2 separate regions of the Homo sapiens genome follow, and region 2 is linked to region 1. A link is an interaction called in ENCODE POLR2A ChIA-PET data of the cell type or tissue named here. Cell type or tissue: GM12878. All regions are shown on one strand.

Region 1 (8,000 bases):
TAAAATGTTTCTGAATTATTAAACAACAAAAGCAGGATATAGAACAATATCAAATTATTTGCAGGGTTTTTTTTTTTGTTTTTTTTGTTTGTTTGTTTTTGATTTTTGAGATGGAGTCTCACTCTGTCGCCTAGGCTGGAGTGCAGTGGTGCGATATCGGCTTACCACAACCTCTGCCTCCTGGGTTCAAGCAATTATCCTGCCTCAGCCTCCAGAGTAGCTGGGATAACAGGCACCCACCACCACGCCTGGCTAATTTTTATATTTATTTTATTTTATTTTTTAACCACTCTGGATCTTGATGTGTAAAGTGAGCATAATAATGGTACGTCCTGCATAAGGTCATTTTGAAAACTATATGAGTTAGGCTGGATGCGGTGACTCACGCCTGTAATCCCAACACTTTGGGAGACTGAGGTGGGTGGATCACCTGAGGTCAGGAGTTCGAGACCAGCCTGGCCAACATGGTGAAACCCCGTCTCTACTAAAAGTACAAAAATTATCTGGGTGTGGTGGTGGGTGCCTGTGATCCCAGCTGCTCTGGGGCTGAGGCGGGAGAATCGCTTGTATTTTTAGTAGAGACAGGGTTTCTGTTTCCCCATGTTGGCCAGGCTGATCTCAAACTCCTAACCTCAGGTGGTCCACCTGCCTCGGCCCCCCCCAAAGTGCTGGGATTACAGGCATGAGCCACCGCGCCCAGGGTTATTTGCTGTTTTTATAATTATGCATACAAAAATGTACAAAGGAATACAACGAAGTGACAAAAATAATTGTATTCGAGTGGTGGAATGGGCGATGCGCCTTTCATTGATCTAGAATCTAAATTTTATTTAGTATGCTTTTTAAAGTAACGCTTTTATTTTAGAATCATTTTAGATTTACAGAAAATTTGAGAAGACAGTGTAAAGAATTCCTATATATATATCCTATCCCCAGTTTCTGTTATTATGAACATCTTACATTAGTGGGATACATTTGTCGCAAGTAAATGAGCCAATAACTTAATGGTATTGTAGTTTCTTTCTTTCTTTCTTTCTTTTTTTTTTTTTGAGAGTCTTGCTCTGTCATCCATGCTGGAGTGCAGCAGCACAGTCACAGCTCACTGCAGCCACAGCCTCCCAGGCTCAAGCTGAGCATGATCTCGGCTCACTGGAACCTTCCTCTCCTGAGTTCAAGCAATTCTCCTGCCTTAGCCTCCCAGATAGCTGGGATTACAGGCACCCACCACCATGCCCAGCTAATTTTTGTATTTTTAGTAGGGACGGGGTTTCACTGTGTTGGCCAGGCTGGTCTAGAATTCCTGATCTCAGGTGATCTGCCCACTTCGGCCTCCCAAAGTGCTGGGATTACAGGCATGAGCCACCGAGTTGGTCTGCAGTTTCTTAATGTAGTTTCTAAAACTAAAAAAACTTGTTTTGTAATCCAAATAAACAACATAGAAGACAATGTCATTATTTTCATAACTTCTAACTCCAACTTAGTATCCTAATATTTATTATTTTTCTTATTTTTATTGTATTACCTTAGACTCCTCTTGGCATGGATTCTTGGCTACAAACTGGAACCCAATTTTTTTTTTTTTCTTTTGGTGGCAGGGTCTGGCTCTATCTCCCAGGCTGAAGTGCAGTGGCACGATTTCCATTCCCTGCAACCTCTGCTTCCCAGGTTTAAGCGATCCTCTCACCTCAGCCTCCTGAGCAGCTGGGACCATGGGACCACAGGTGTGGTTAATTTTTGTATTTTTTGTAGAGTTCAGGTTTTGCTGACCTTGGCCTCCCAAAGTGCTGGGATTACAGGTGTGAGCCTCCGTACCCAGCTGGAACAAATTTTTGCTTTATCTTCATTTGCCATATGCTTATGCATGTCGTTAAAGTAATTAAAACTTTATTGATTGATAAAGGTCCTAGGAAATGTTTTCCTTAAAGTATCATGGAAATTGTTTACACATCTGAGCCTTACACACATCCGAGAATCAAACTGTGTGCACTGCCTCTCCAACAAGTCTATAAGGTCTGCCTGGGGTCTTTTTTTTTTTTTTTTTTTTTTTTTGAGACGGAGTCTCGCTCTGTCGCCCAGGTCGGACTGCGGACTGCAGTGGCGCAATCTCGGCTCACTGCAAGCTCCGCTTCCCGGGTTCACGCCATTCTCCTGCCTCAGCCTCCCGAGTAGCTGGGACTACAGGCGCCCGCCACCGCGCCCGGCTAATTTTTTGTATTTTTAGTAGAGACGGGGTTTCACCTTGTTAGCCAGGATGGTCTCGATCTCCTGACCTCATGATCCACCCGCCTCGGCCTCCCAAAGTGCTGGGATTACAGGCGTGAGCCACCGCGCCCGGCCCTGCCTGGGGTCTTAACTTCCACCTCCTCCTCCTGTATTTTTTATGTCCAAGAATACCCAGTTCAGATTGGTCTTAGAGTATATCCTCAATAAATACCAGTTGTAATAAGTTGTAGAAGTTGAATAGTTCTAGTAGATGGGGTATTGATTTTAAATAACTAAAAGTAAAGGGTTCTTTCTGAAATTGCACTTGAAATGTCAGACCTTAATGTTTTGTTTTGTTTAAGAGACAGGTCTTGCTATGTTGCCAGACTAGCCTCAAACTCCAGTTCTCAAGCGATCCTCCCACCTCAGCCTCCTGAGTAGCTGGGACCACAAGCATGCCTGGCTTAGACTTTAATTTTTGACACTAGGACACTATGATGTTTTTCCTCGGCATCACTCGAAAAAGGAAGCTCAAATAAATCCTTAGTAGAAGCAGATTTTAGTCTTAAATTATAAAAATCACTAAAAAGGCAGATAATAATTATTCTAAAGAACATACTTCCAGCTTGCTTTTATTTTATTTATTTATTTATTTATTTTAAGACAGGGTCTCACTCTGTCACCTAGGCTGGAGTGCAGTGGCACAATCTCAGCTCACTGCAACCTCCACCTGCTGGTTCAAGCAATTCTCCTGCCTCAGCCTCCCAAGTAGTTGGGATTACAGGCGCCTGCCACTGCACCCTGCTAATTATTGTAGTTTTAGTAGAGACGGGGTTTCACCATCTTGGCCAGGCTGGTCTTAAACTCCTGACCTCGTGATCCACCTGCCTCAGCCCCACAAAGTGTTGGGATTATAGGCGTGAGCCACCGAGCTCGGCCTCCAGCTTGCTTTTAATGTCTGAACTATAGAATGGAGTGTGTGTTGTTTTCTTCTTTTAAACGTTTCTCCCTGGTGAATTTTCTTTGTTCTAACTGCCAAGTTCATTTCAAAGAATCCTTCTGAGTATCTAGCAGTTAAAACAAATCCTATAGATTATACAAAGAAATAGTCAACGGAAGCAGCCAGCTGCCTATAGTACTACTTTTTATAGGAGAAGAAGACATTTTGTTTTAAAATAGAACTTTAAAAATCTCAAAGAGGTATTTCCCCTATTTTTTTAGTTGATAAATATATTTTCACCTTTTAGGATAGTATTTACTTGATATAGCCAAAATTATAACACTGAAATTAGGAAAAATGCTGAACAGTGTGCTAACATATATTCTGTACCTCATCTTAAGTGGTTTTGGAAAATCCCTAAAAGTAAACTACATGAAAAACTTAGCATTCTTTTATCTTCAAGGAAGTCTACATGTTACCAAAAAAATGTGAGGAGCAAAATTTTGTTTAAAAATTAGGATTATGAGAAGAACAAATTTATACTTTCAGTTTACTAAACTAGTTTAAATTCAGTAAGCACAGAAGCCCATTATTAGATTATAATTTCAAGGAAAATGTTGAGTATCAGGAGTAAAGAGTGAAGTCTGATATTCACAATTAATGGTTGAAAATTCCCCAAAACAAAGTTAAAACTAGCACCACTGACCATTTTCAAGACAGTTATGTGTTTTAATTTAAACTGCTTATTTTATCAACTATTGTGTAACTTCTCTTTCTTACAGAGGTGATTTGACTACCCAGCAATGTTACTATTAAAGACTTTATTACAGAGTGATGTTTTAAAGCAAGACTAGGCAAAACTTGTTACAAATTAACTTGATGTTATATATAGAAGGAGCAGAATTGAATCAGCCTATTTGAGGCAAAACATGCCTTTGAGATACTGAATGCTGTAAATATAGTTAAGCAACTCTGCTAATGAGCTTTGGGAGAGAGAACAGAGGTGGCTTGGACAGTACAAGAAGTAACTGACCAAGGAAGTCCCCAGAAAGATGTATATCAAAAGGTGGAACAGTGGAATGACAGGCAATTCTTAACTTTCTGTGTGTACTTTTTTGCACAACTTGAACTTTAAAATAATGAACATTCTGGCCAGGTGCAGTGGCTCAAGCCTGTAATACCAGCACTTTGGGAGGCCTAGGTGGACAGATCACTTGAGGCCAAGAGTTCGAGACTAGCCTGGCCAACATGGCAAAACCCCGTCTCTACTAAAAATTCAAAAAAAAAAAATTAGCGGGTCATGGTGGCGGGCGCCTGTAGTCCCAGCTACTCGGGAGACTGAGGCAGGAGAATGGCGTGAACCTGGGAGGTGGAGCTTGCAGTGAGCCGAGATCGCACCACTGCACTCCAGCCTGGGTGACAGAGCGAGACTCTGTCTAAAAAAATAAATAAATAAATAAAGTAGCCGGGCATGGTGGCGCGCACCTGTGATCTCAGCTACTCAGGAGGCTGAGGCATGAGAATCTCTTGAACCCAGGAGGCAGAGGTTACAGTGAGCCGAGATCGCACCACTGCACTCCAGAGTGAGACTGCCTCAAAAAAAAAAAAAAAAAAATCTCTCCCTCTCCCGCTCCCGCTCCCTCTCCCTCTGCACAGTCTCCCTCTGATGCCGAGCCGAGGCTGGACTGTACTGCCGCCTCTCCCCTTTGCACGGTCTCCCTCTGATGCCCAGCCGAGGCTGGACTGTACCGATGCCATCTCGACTCACTGCAACCTCCCTGCCTGATTCTCCTGCCTCAGCCTGCCGAGTGCCTGGGATTGCAGGCGCGCGTCGCAACGCCTGACTGGTTTTCGTATTTTTTTGGTGGAGACGGGGTTTCGCCCTGTTGGCCGGGCGTGTCTCCAGCTCCTGACCGCGAGTGATCTGCCAGCCTCGGCCTCCCGAGGCGCCGGGATTGCAGACAGAGTCTCGCTCACTCAGTGCTCAATGTTGCCCAGGCTGGAGTGCAGTGGCGTGATCTCCGCTCGCTACAACCTCCACCTCCCAGCCGCCTGCCTTGGCCTCCCAAAGTGCCGAGATTGCAGCCTCTGCCCGGCCGCCACCCCGTCTGGGAAGTGAGGAGCGTCTCTGCCCGGCAGCCCAGTCTGGGAAGTGAGGAGCGCCTCTTCCCGGCCGCCATCCCGTCTAGGAAGTGAGGAGCGTCTCCGCCCGGCCGCCCATGTCTGGGATGTGGGGAGCGCCTCTGCCCGGCAGCCCAGTCTGGGAAGTGAGGAGTGTCTCTGACTGGCCGCCCCATCTGAGAAGTGAGGAGCCCCTCTGCCCGGCCGCCACCCCGTCTGGGCGGTGTACCCAACAGCTCATTGAGAACAGGCCATGATGACGATGGCGGTTTTGTCGAATAGAAAGGGGTGAAGTGTGGGGAAAAGAAAGAGAGATCGGATTGTTACTGCGTCTGTGTGGAAAGAAGTAGACATAGGAGACTCCATTTTGTTCTGTACTAAGAAAAATTCTTCTGCCTTGGGATGCTGTTAATCTATAACTTTGCCCCCAACCCTGTGCTCTCTGAAACATGTGCTGTGTCCACTCAGGGTTAATTGGATTAAGGGCGGTGCAAGATGTGCTTTGTTAAACAGATGCTTGAAGGCAGCATGCTCCTTAAGAGTCATCACCACTCCCTAATCTCAAGTACCCAGGGACACAAACACTGCAGAAGGCGGCAGGGCCCTCTGCCTAGGAAAACCAGAGACCTTTGTTCACTTGTTTATCTGCTGACCTTCCCTCCACTATTGTCCTATGACCCTGCCAAATCCCCCTCTCTGTGAAACACCCAAGAATGATCAATAAATACTAAAAAAATAAAATAAAATAAAATAAATAAATTAAAAAAATTACAATTAAAAAATATGAATTCTTTTATAATCATAAAACAATAAACATATTTCCTTTTTGGAAAAAGATAATAGAAATAATATGTTAAAGTTTGACTTCTGATATCTAAAAAAATTAAAGTTTAATAAAGCATTACAAGTATTATATTAGAGTATCTAGTTTTGTTGTGCCTTAAAGAATTTGCTCATCCACAGAGTGCCAACTGCATTAGAAAGAAAACAACTCTCCTTTCTAACTCACCAGCATTGATTTTCTGTTGTTGGCATGTAGAAGAGTATTTCAAAGAATGAATGAAAGCTATAATATTTATTAGAAGTAAAAAAGTTCTAAAGATATGCTACCTTACTGGGATGCTTAGAGACCATTTGCAAACCCTGTTTATGATCTAGAAATCCTGTTTTTCATTTTTTATTTGTAAAACTCTATAAATCTCAAAAAATTTTAGGTGGATTATCATGTACCTAAGGGTAAAATATAGTTGAAATTATTCTTACCTGATTTTTCATATCTGAATTTCGTGGGCAGTTCAAAGTAATTGTATCACATTCTTCAGCTAGGAAAAAAAAAAAGAAAGAAAGAAAGAAACAAAGTGTGATTTTAAAAAGCACACACTCCGTGGTGTAAGACCTAAAATTAAGGTTCAGTGTCACATGCTGCCTTGGCATCTGGTAAAATCAGAAGGGCTGGACTACAAATTCCTCTCCAAACTCTGCTCTTAAGGATAAGATCCCCCAGCTAAACAATGCTGCTTATCAAGAGATTAGGCACAATTCCTGCTTATTTTTTATTTATTTTTTTAAAATAAGAGACAGGGGCAGGCGGATCACCTGAGGTTGGGAGCTTGGGACCAGCCTGACCAACATGGAGAAACCCCCGTCTCTACTAAAAATACAAAATTAGCCAAGAGTGGTAGCGCATGCCTGTAATCCTAGCTACTCTGGAGGCTGAGGCAGGAGAATCACTTGAACTCAGGAGACAAAGTTTGCAGTGAGCTGAGACCACGCCATTGCACTCCAGCCTGGAGAACAAGAGCAAAACTCCGTCTCAAAAAAATAAAAATAAGAGACAGAGGGTCTCACTCTGTCATCCAGGCTGGAGTGCATCTCACAGTAACTTGGAACTCCTAGGCTCATGTGATCCTCCCACCTCAGCCTCCCAAGTATCTGGGAAGATAGGCATGTGCCACCACACCAAGCTAAGTAAGATATAGGGCCTCACTGTGTTGTCCATGCTGGTTTTGAACTCCTGGCCTCAAGTGATTCTCCTGCCTTGGCCTCCCAAAGTGTTGGGATTACTAGTGTGAGCCACTGTGACTGCCCCCTGCTTATTTTTTGGGTAGTGGGTTTCAGTTTCCTACCAACATGTGGAATTATTCAAACAGGCTGATCACGAACTCACATGGGAACCAGAAGGCAGCCTACCCTTTTGATGCCACAATGTTTGTCTCACACAGCCCATGGTTTTTTGCTCTGCTCTCAAGTACAACATCTGTGTCCCCCTGCGTGGCTCTGTGTGATGGGCAGTGTCCTCCTCCCCTGGGCTGTGCATATATGTGACTCATAAACTGCTGCTGATCTTGTCTCTCCAGTGTTGGATGTGTGTGTTTGTCCATCCCCATAATCCTAGAGCAGGGGTGAGGAGAAGGTGATCAAAACAACTGGCATGATAGCCAGGAGTGGTGGCTCACGCCTGTAATGACAGCTATTCAGGAGGCTGAGGCAGGAGGAGCACTTGAGGCAGGAGTTTAAGAGCAGCCTGGGCAACCCAGTGAGACCCAGTCTCAAAAAACTTAAAAATTAGCCAGGCATGCTGGTGTGTGCCTGTAGTCCCAGCTACTTGGGAGGCTGAGAGAGGAGGATCACTTGAGCCCAGGAGTTCAAGGCTGCAGTGAGCTCTGATCGATCATGCCACTGCACTCCAGCCTGGGGGACAGAGTGAGACCCTGTCTCCAAAAATAAAAAAATAAAA
Region 2 (8,000 bases), 70 kb before region 1:
TTAGAAAAATCATGTAATCATAGCAGTATTTCAAGGTCCCTCAAAGCATGTGGAAATGCCTTCCACAAAAGTACTACATACACCTTTAGTTGGTGAAGCTGTGGGTGATGAAAGATATGTGGCTTGTTCTTTAAAATTTATATGTTTCAGCGGCTCATTTGTAACTGCATCAATAAGGTAGCTTATATAACCATTTATTTTATTTTATTTTATTTTATTTTTTTGAGATTGTGAGATGGAGTTTTGCTCTTGTTGCCCAGGCTGGAGTGCAGTGGTGCCATCTCAGCTCACTGCAACCTCCACCTCCTGGGTTCAAGTGATTCTCCTGCCTCAGCCTCCTGAGTACCTGGTATTACAGGAATGCACCACCACGCCCGGCTAATTTTTTGCATTTTTAGTAGAGACGGAGGTTCACCATGTTGGCCAGGCTGGTCTCGAACTGCTGACCTCAGGTAATTCACCCACCTCAGCCTCCCAAAGTGCTGGGATTACAGGCATGAGCTACCGTGCCCAGCCTATATAATTGTTTTAAAGAAACAACTGTTTTCCTGTAATCCCAGCACTTTGGGAGGCAGAGGTGGGTGGATTACCTGATGTCAGGAGTTCGAGACCAGCCTGACCAACATGGACCAAACTCGGCAACAAGAGCAAAACTCTGTCTCAAACAAACAAACAAACAAAACAACAAACAAACACTGTTTTCTTCAAAACAATAGTATGAAATCAAGTAGCTGTTTAAGAACTTTTAGTATTTCAGACCATGGAACAAAAATTTGAGACCACGACCATGGGCAGTTCTAGTGTCCCTGTCATTCCAAGCGTCTTCTTCCTACGCGGTCCTGTTGCGTTTGGCATTTTGCGGTGCTCTCTCTAGGCTTTTGCTGAGTGCTATGGGAGTGTGGGGCCTGGGACAGAGACTAGCCCTTGGGGAGCTGGCCCAGGCATCCCAGGGGAGGGGGAAACCCCAGTCGAAACATAACATTCCTGTGACCTGGAGATCCTGCCATAAAGCAATCTAAAGTGACCTCCGGAAAGAGGAAGTGGGTGCGCGGAAGGATGTGAGCTGGCGAAGCAGCCTGCCTTCTCCGTGGGAAGCCAGCATTCACTGCTCAGCTTTTTTTCTTCCCCGAAGCTCCAAAGGCTGAGCTTGTTTGTTTGCTTTTCTCAATCTGCCACCTACGTTGCACCCACAATCCTCTGTGGAATGCAGTCGGTCCAGGGCTCCCTCCAGCTTTCTGCCCATCCCACACTCCCACCCAAGCCCCCCACCTCCACCCCTCAAGCATACAGATCCTCATCTTTTTATTTCTTCCTCCTTCCCTCCCTCTCTCCCTCCTTCATTCCCTCCCTCTGTCCCCCTTCTTTCTTTCTTCTTCCTTTCCTCCCCTCCCACCTTCCTTCCTTCCTTTCTCTCTTTCTTTTCTTTCTTCTTTTCTTTTCTTTCTTTCATTTCTTCTTTCTTTCCCTTTTTCTGTTTTTCTTTTCTTTTTTCTTTTTCTCTCCTTTCTTTCTCTTTCTCTTTCTTCTTTCTTTCTTCTTTCTTTTTTCACTCAGCTCACTCTAGGGAAACAGACAGGAAAAATAACAAGCAAAGGTGAAATTATAAACATTCCAGAAGTCTTACAGTGTCCTCATGACTGTCATTTCCAAACGTGTGCTCTTCACACACATTTGCCAGACTCCCGGGTTGGAATGCTGGTTTCACCACCTGCTAGTAACAGGGCCTTAGGCAAGCAACTTACTCTTTCTGTGCCTCAGTTTTCCCACCTCTAAAGTGGGGATAAGAAGAGGACTTACCTCATAAAGGTAAGGTCTAAATGAGTTAACATATGGAACATATGTAAAAATGTGGAGTAACTCCCATGGGAGAACATTAACTATTATTGCTTTTAAAATTCTGGAAATCCCACAGCCTTTTTGGTTTGAATATGACTTTTACTCCCGAGGAACCAAGTAGAACAATAGATAGGAATTACTTAAGTGCCATAATACTTGGATCTCAGAGATACCCCAGAATATCTTCCATAGTAACAGAAAGTCAAGGTAGGTTCTACCTTGACCTAACATTACTCTTTTTCTTTTCTTTTTGAGACTGGGTCTTGCTCTGTCACCCAGGCTGGAGTGCAGGGGCATGGTCAGAGCTCACTGCAGCCTCAACCTCCTGGGCTCAAGTGATCCTCCCACATCAGTCACCCAACCCAAGTAGCTGGGACTACAGGCCCATGCCCCCATGCCTGGCTAATTTTTAATTTTTTGTAAAGACAGGATTTCACTATATTGCCCAGGCTGGTCTTGAACTCCTGAATTCAAAGATCTTTCTGACTCAGCCTCCCAAAGCGCTGGGATTACAGGCATGTGCCAGGACGCCCCGCCTCATTTTCGCTGTATTTTATCTAGGTCTTTCCCAGTAAAATTTGATACCTTAAGAGAAAACCATCCATAGGGGTGGCAGGCAGTGGAAACGTAGTTTTTGACTCAAGTTATACAACATAGGTAATTGTTATCCCAACCAATTACGGGGATTTACACGGACATTTAAGCTAGCTCTAGAAATGGACACTAGATTGCTCAGGTGAAAGCAGTCTTACATTTTAAAGACTCATGGCATTTAACCTCTCTAGATGTTTTGCAAAGTATTTCTTCATCCCTGTGCCAATTGTTCTGTTTTGTAATATGGAGAATAAAAAAATACAACTTCACATGAGTAGGTCTCTGAATTAATTTTTTTTTTTTTTTTGAGACAGAGTCTTGCCCTGTCGCCCAAGCTGGAGTGCAATGGCACAATCTCAGCTCACTGCAACTTCCACCTCCCGGGTTCAAGCGATTCTCCTCCCTCAGCCTCCCGAGTAGCTGGGATTACAGGCGCCCGCCACCACACCCGGCTAATTTTTGTACTTTTAGTAGAGACGGGGTTTCACCATGTTGGCCAGGCTAGTCTTGAACCCTTGACCTCAGGTGATCCACCTACCTCGGCCTCCCGAAGTGTTGGGATTACAGGCGTGAGCCACTGTGCCCGGCCAAATTACTTTGATTAAAAGAAAAATATTAGACAAATTAAATGAACAGAGTTTAATTGAGCAAGGAATGATTCATGAATTGGGCAGCCCCTGAAACAGAATAGTTTCACAGTGGCTCCAGCACAGCCACGTGGTGGAAGATTTATGGACAGAAAAGGGAAAGTGATGGACAGAAAATGGAAGCAAGGTACAGAAATGGCTGGACTGGTTAGAGCTCAGCATCTGCCTTATTTTAACCTGGTTTGAACAGTTGGCTGCCTTTGATTGACCAAAACTCAGTGACTGGCCCAAGAGTAGGTTATAGTCTGTTTACGCATCCAGTTAGGTTACAGTTCACTATGTGCAGGGAAACCTTTAGACTGAACTTAAAATATGTAAGGGGGTAGCTTTAGGCTAAACTTAATTTAACAGTTTATTTATTTGAGATGGAGTCTCGCTCTGTCTTCTAGGCTGGAGTGCAATGGCGCAATCTCGGCTCACTGCAACCTCTGTCTCCTGGGTTCAAGCAATCCTCCTGCCCCAGCCTCCTGAGTAGCTGGGATTACAGGTGCGCCACCATGCCCAGCTAATTTTTATTTTTTTAGTAGAAATGGGATTTCACCATATTGATCAGGCTAGTCTCGAACTCCTGACCTCAGGTGATCCACTCACTTCGGCCTCCCAAGGTGCTGGGATTATGGGCATGAGCCACTGCATCCAGCCATAACAGTTTATTATGTAACAATTTATCAGTAGTGCTGTCTCAAAAACATTATCGACATACAGCTACGTAGAGCTACTACTCAGGTCTTGACTTAAACAGAGCTAAGAATATTCTTGCCTTCATTCAACCTTATTAAGTCCTTTTTTTTTTCTTAAATTTTATTTCCTTTCTTCTCCTTCTTCTTCTTCTTTTTTTTTTTCTTTTTTTTTTATAAACAGGGTCTCGCTCTGTTGCTCAGGCTGGAGTCCTGGGTTTAAGCGATCCTCTTGCCTCAGCCTCTCGAGTAGCTGGGACTACAGTTGCATGCCTACCTTACATTTTTATTTTTGGTAGAAATGGGATCTCACGTTTTTGCTCAGGCTGGTCTCGAACTCCTGGCCTCAAGTGATCCTCCTGCCTCAGCCTTGGCTTCCCAAAGTGCTGAGATTATAGGCATGAACCACAGGGCCTGGCCGTAAACTCCTTTTTTCTGATGAAAGTATCTTCATTGTAGATACTTGGAGGTATAACTTTGAATATTCCCTCGGTAATTCTCTGACCTAAGGCCTTCATAATTTTATTTTGTTTTAATTTTTATTTATTTATCTATTTTTTGAAGATAGAGTCTTGCTCTGTCACCCAGGCTAGAGTGCAATGGCGCAATCTCCACTCACTGCAACCTCCACCTCCTGGGTTCAAGTGATTCTCCTGTCTCAACCTCCTGAGTAGCTGGGATTACAGGTGTGCACCACCACGCCCAGTTAATTTTTGTATTTTTTAGTAGAGTCAGGGTTTTGCCTTGTTGGCCAGGCTAGTCTCAAACTCCCAGCCTCAAGCGATCCACCTGCCTTGGCTGCCCAAAGTGCTGGGATTACAAGCGTGAGCCACTACACCAGACCAGGCCTTCATAATTTTATAAAATGTATTCTATAGGGTTGACATTTTAGAAAAGTATTCTGGATTCAGTGAAACCGTTGACAAACTTTTTTTTTTTTCGAGATGGATTCTCACTCTGTCGCCCAGGCTGGAGTGCAATGGTGTGATCTCAGCTCAGTGCAACCTTCACCTCCCGGGTTCAAGCAATTCTCCTGTCTCAGCCTCCTGAGCAGCTGGGATTACAGGCACCCGCCATCATGCCCAACTAATGTTTGTATTTTTGTGGAGACGGGGTTTCACCATGTCGGCCAGGCTGGTCTTGAATTCCTGACCTCAGGTGATCCACCCGCCTCAGCCTCCCAAAGTGCCGGGACTACAGGCGTGAGCCACCATGCCCGACCTGACAAGCATTTTTGAACAACCTCTTTGTTGGCCATGGTAGGGAAACTTGGCTAAGTATGCTCGAAATGGCACTTAATGGGAGCCATGGGCCTGAAAGGGCAGGCAGTGCTGGCGTGGGCTGCCCTGGACAGAAGGCCATGCTGTTCTCCCAAGTGGATGCTGGGCACACTGGACAGAGGACCGGACCATGTGGAACTAATTCCTAGGGGCCCGAGGGCACGGTGCTCCCTCTCTAACATTATTTGTTGAACAAGTGAAGCTTTTGGAAACTTTCCAGTGAATCTGCCCACCTTTGAAATCTTTCTAATTAAATATGTAAGTGTTAACTTGGAGCAAAACATCATCTCCATAGTTACCTTGCTTGTTAAGAGCTCACTTGTCTTTGCCAAGAACAGGTAAAACAATGTCCGTTATGAATTTTCCTGTTGCATGGTGTGTAAAAAAGGACTTTCTGTTTTCATGAAAGAAAGTACAAATAGATCCATCAAGGACCTGAACAGAGTTTTGCTTCTAGCTACTGAGAGCATGTTTGACTTGGACTGAATTTTTAAACTGTGTTTAAATTGAATTTTAAATGGAGTTATAAAATCGTAATTAGGCTACAGTGACAATGAGGCCTCATCACTGTGGCTTGAGTAAAGCCATGATGTATATTTTCAGGACAAACATATATCGTATCCCTGGAAATAGTAAAAAATAAGCCTCCTTCGTAGTTATTTTATTTGGTGGAGGGTGAGCAAGTTGAAGAGTCAAGGAAACTTTTAAAATTTGGATTTAGGTTTTTTTTTTTTTTTCAGGGGGGTGGGGGAACAGTCTTGCTCTGTCAACCAGGCTGGAGTACAGCGGCACAATCATATTTCGCTGCAGCCTCTGACTCCTGAGTTCAAGGGATCCTCCCGCTTCAGCCATCCAAGTAGCAGGGAATGCAGGAGTATGCCACCATGCCTGGGTATTTTTTAAATTTTTTTGTATGGATAAGGTCTCGCTATGTTGCCCAGGCTGGTCTCGAACTCCTGGGCTCAAGTGATTATCCTACCTCAACCTCCCAAAGTGCTGGGATTGCAGGCGTGAACCATCATGTCCCGACTGAATCTGTTTTACTTATAGCTTTTTTTTTTTTAACATTTTCTCATTTTCTGACCTTGACTGGATACCTTAACTGAAAATGATTTTTCAACAATTATCGGCTGGGCGCGGTGGCTCACCCCTGTAATCCCAGAACGTTGGGTGGCTGAGGTGGGTGGATCACTTGAGGCCAGGAGCTTGAGACCAGCCTGGACAGCATAGCAAGACCCCATCTCTACAAAATCTACAAATATTAGCTAGGCATGGTGGTGTGAGCCTGTAGTCCTAGCTACTCGAGAGGCTGAGGTGGGAGGATCTCTTGAACCCAGGAGGTCAAGGTTGCAGTGAGCTATGATCACACCACTGCACTCCAGCCTGGGTGACAGAGAGACCAGAAAAAAAGGGAGACAAGAAGAGAAAAACAGAGAAGTAGAAAAGAACCGTGAGGGATTGTAGTCTCAGGAGCCAAGGGAGAGATGAGTTTTGTTTTGTTTTATTTTTTTGAGGCGGGATCTCACTCTGCTGCCTGGACTGGAGTGTAGTGGCATGATCATGGCTCGCTGCAGCCTCGACCTCCCAGGCTCAAGCAATACTCCTATCTCAGCCTCCAGAGTAGCTGGGACTACAGGTGTATCACCATGCCCAGTTAATTTTTTTATTTTTTATCTTTTTGTAGAGATGGGGTCTCCCTATTTTGCCCAGGCTGCTCTTGACCTCCTGGGCTCAAGCAATCCTCTTGCCTTGGCCTCCCAAAGTGCTGGGATTGTAGGCGTGGGCCACCGAGCCCAGCCTGTTTTGTTTTGTTTTTTAAGAGACAGTCTCCCTATGTTGCTCAAGCTGGAGAGAAGTGGCATTTATTCACAGACACAATCAAGGCTCACTACAGCTGGAACGCAAGTGATTCTCCCACCTCAGCCACCTGAGTAGCTGGGACTACAGGTGCACAGCACCATGCTGTGGGATGACCATTAATGTTAAATGAAGCAGAAAGAGGCCGGGCGTGGTGGCTCACACCTGTAATCCCAGCACATCGGGAGGATCACTTGAGGCCAGGAGTTCGAGACCAGCCTGGCCAACATGGCGAAACCACATCTCTACCAAAAATACAAAAATTAGCTGGGCGTGGGTGGGGGTGCATGCCTGTAGTCCCAGCTACTCGGGAGGCTGAGGCAGGAGAATCACTCGAACCTGGGAGGTGGAGGTTGCAGTGAGCCGAGATCGCACCACTATGTTTCAGCCTGAGCGACAGGGCAAGGCCCTTTCTCAAAAAAAAAAAAAAAAAAAGAAAAGAAAAAAGAAAGAAACTGAAAGAAAATTTTCCTGGCTCCTCACTTCCAGATGCAGACACAGGTCCCCCAGCACCCTTTGAGTCCCCTCCCACCAGAAGTGGCTTCCCGAGAGTCCTGGGGGCCATTGCTACAGTGTTTCTCTCCCATGGATACTAAGGCTTCCTTGGGGATAGGCATTTCTCCCAGAGCAAGGCAGAGCCTCTTCCAGCCACACGGCTGTGACTTCCTGACTCAGCCATTCGTGGTCCTTCTGTGTTGGTGGCCACCTGAGCAGTCAGGGTGCCAAAGCTTCACAGTGATTTGTGACAGAGCAGGGGACCATGTTTCCCTCTCTTTGAGTCACAGTTTGTTAGTAGTGTGCTATTTGTTGGAAGGATCTCAAGGTTTGGGGCATCCACAGGGGAAGATTCAAGAAACATCCACTACGCTGGGCTGAAAATCTCTGCTTCTTTCCAGCGAGTCTCTTGGTTCCTGAATAGTTATCTCTGCCTCACTCCTTTGCTCAGAATGTGCTGTCTCCTGGGAGACCCCTGCAAATATGACTTCTGTGGGAAGACTTTCCCATGGGCTGGGCATGTCCAGTTCCACCCAGCAGTAGCCCTGGCTTGGGTTCAGTCTCAGCAGCTCCTCCGCTCCATGCGACCATTCTCTCTCATGCTATTTTGTGTT

The links. Peaks named below come from ENCODE experiments on the same cell type or tissue, not always from the same donor. Only the 100,000 strongest peaks of a DNase experiment are listed, where the experiment ranks them.
Region 2: POLR2A ChIA-PET joins it to region 1 with 10 read pairs; 3 of 35 experiments call an interaction of 5 or more read pairs at or near these places.

The regions. Positions count from the first base shown.
Region 1 is chr1:236,425,977-236,433,976 of GRCh38, reverse strand. It overlaps EDARADD (EDAR associated via death domain), which reads right to left. Exons shown (of 6, transcript NM_145861.4): 4 at 6,527-6,585. Among named protein-coding and RNA genes, the nearest start is that of EDARADD, 36 kb to the right of the region's middle. In GM12878, no CTCF peak of the experiment used is centred here; a DNase peak (open chromatin) is centred at 4,116.
Region 2 is chr1:236,496,398-236,504,397 of GRCh38, reverse strand. No RefSeq gene overlaps it. Among named protein-coding and RNA genes, the nearest start is that of LGALS8, 24 kb to the left of the region's middle. RefSeq lists an enhancer at 935-1,229. In GM12878, no CTCF peak of the experiment used is centred here; no DNase peak of the experiment used is centred here; H3K27me3 peaks cover 259 bases.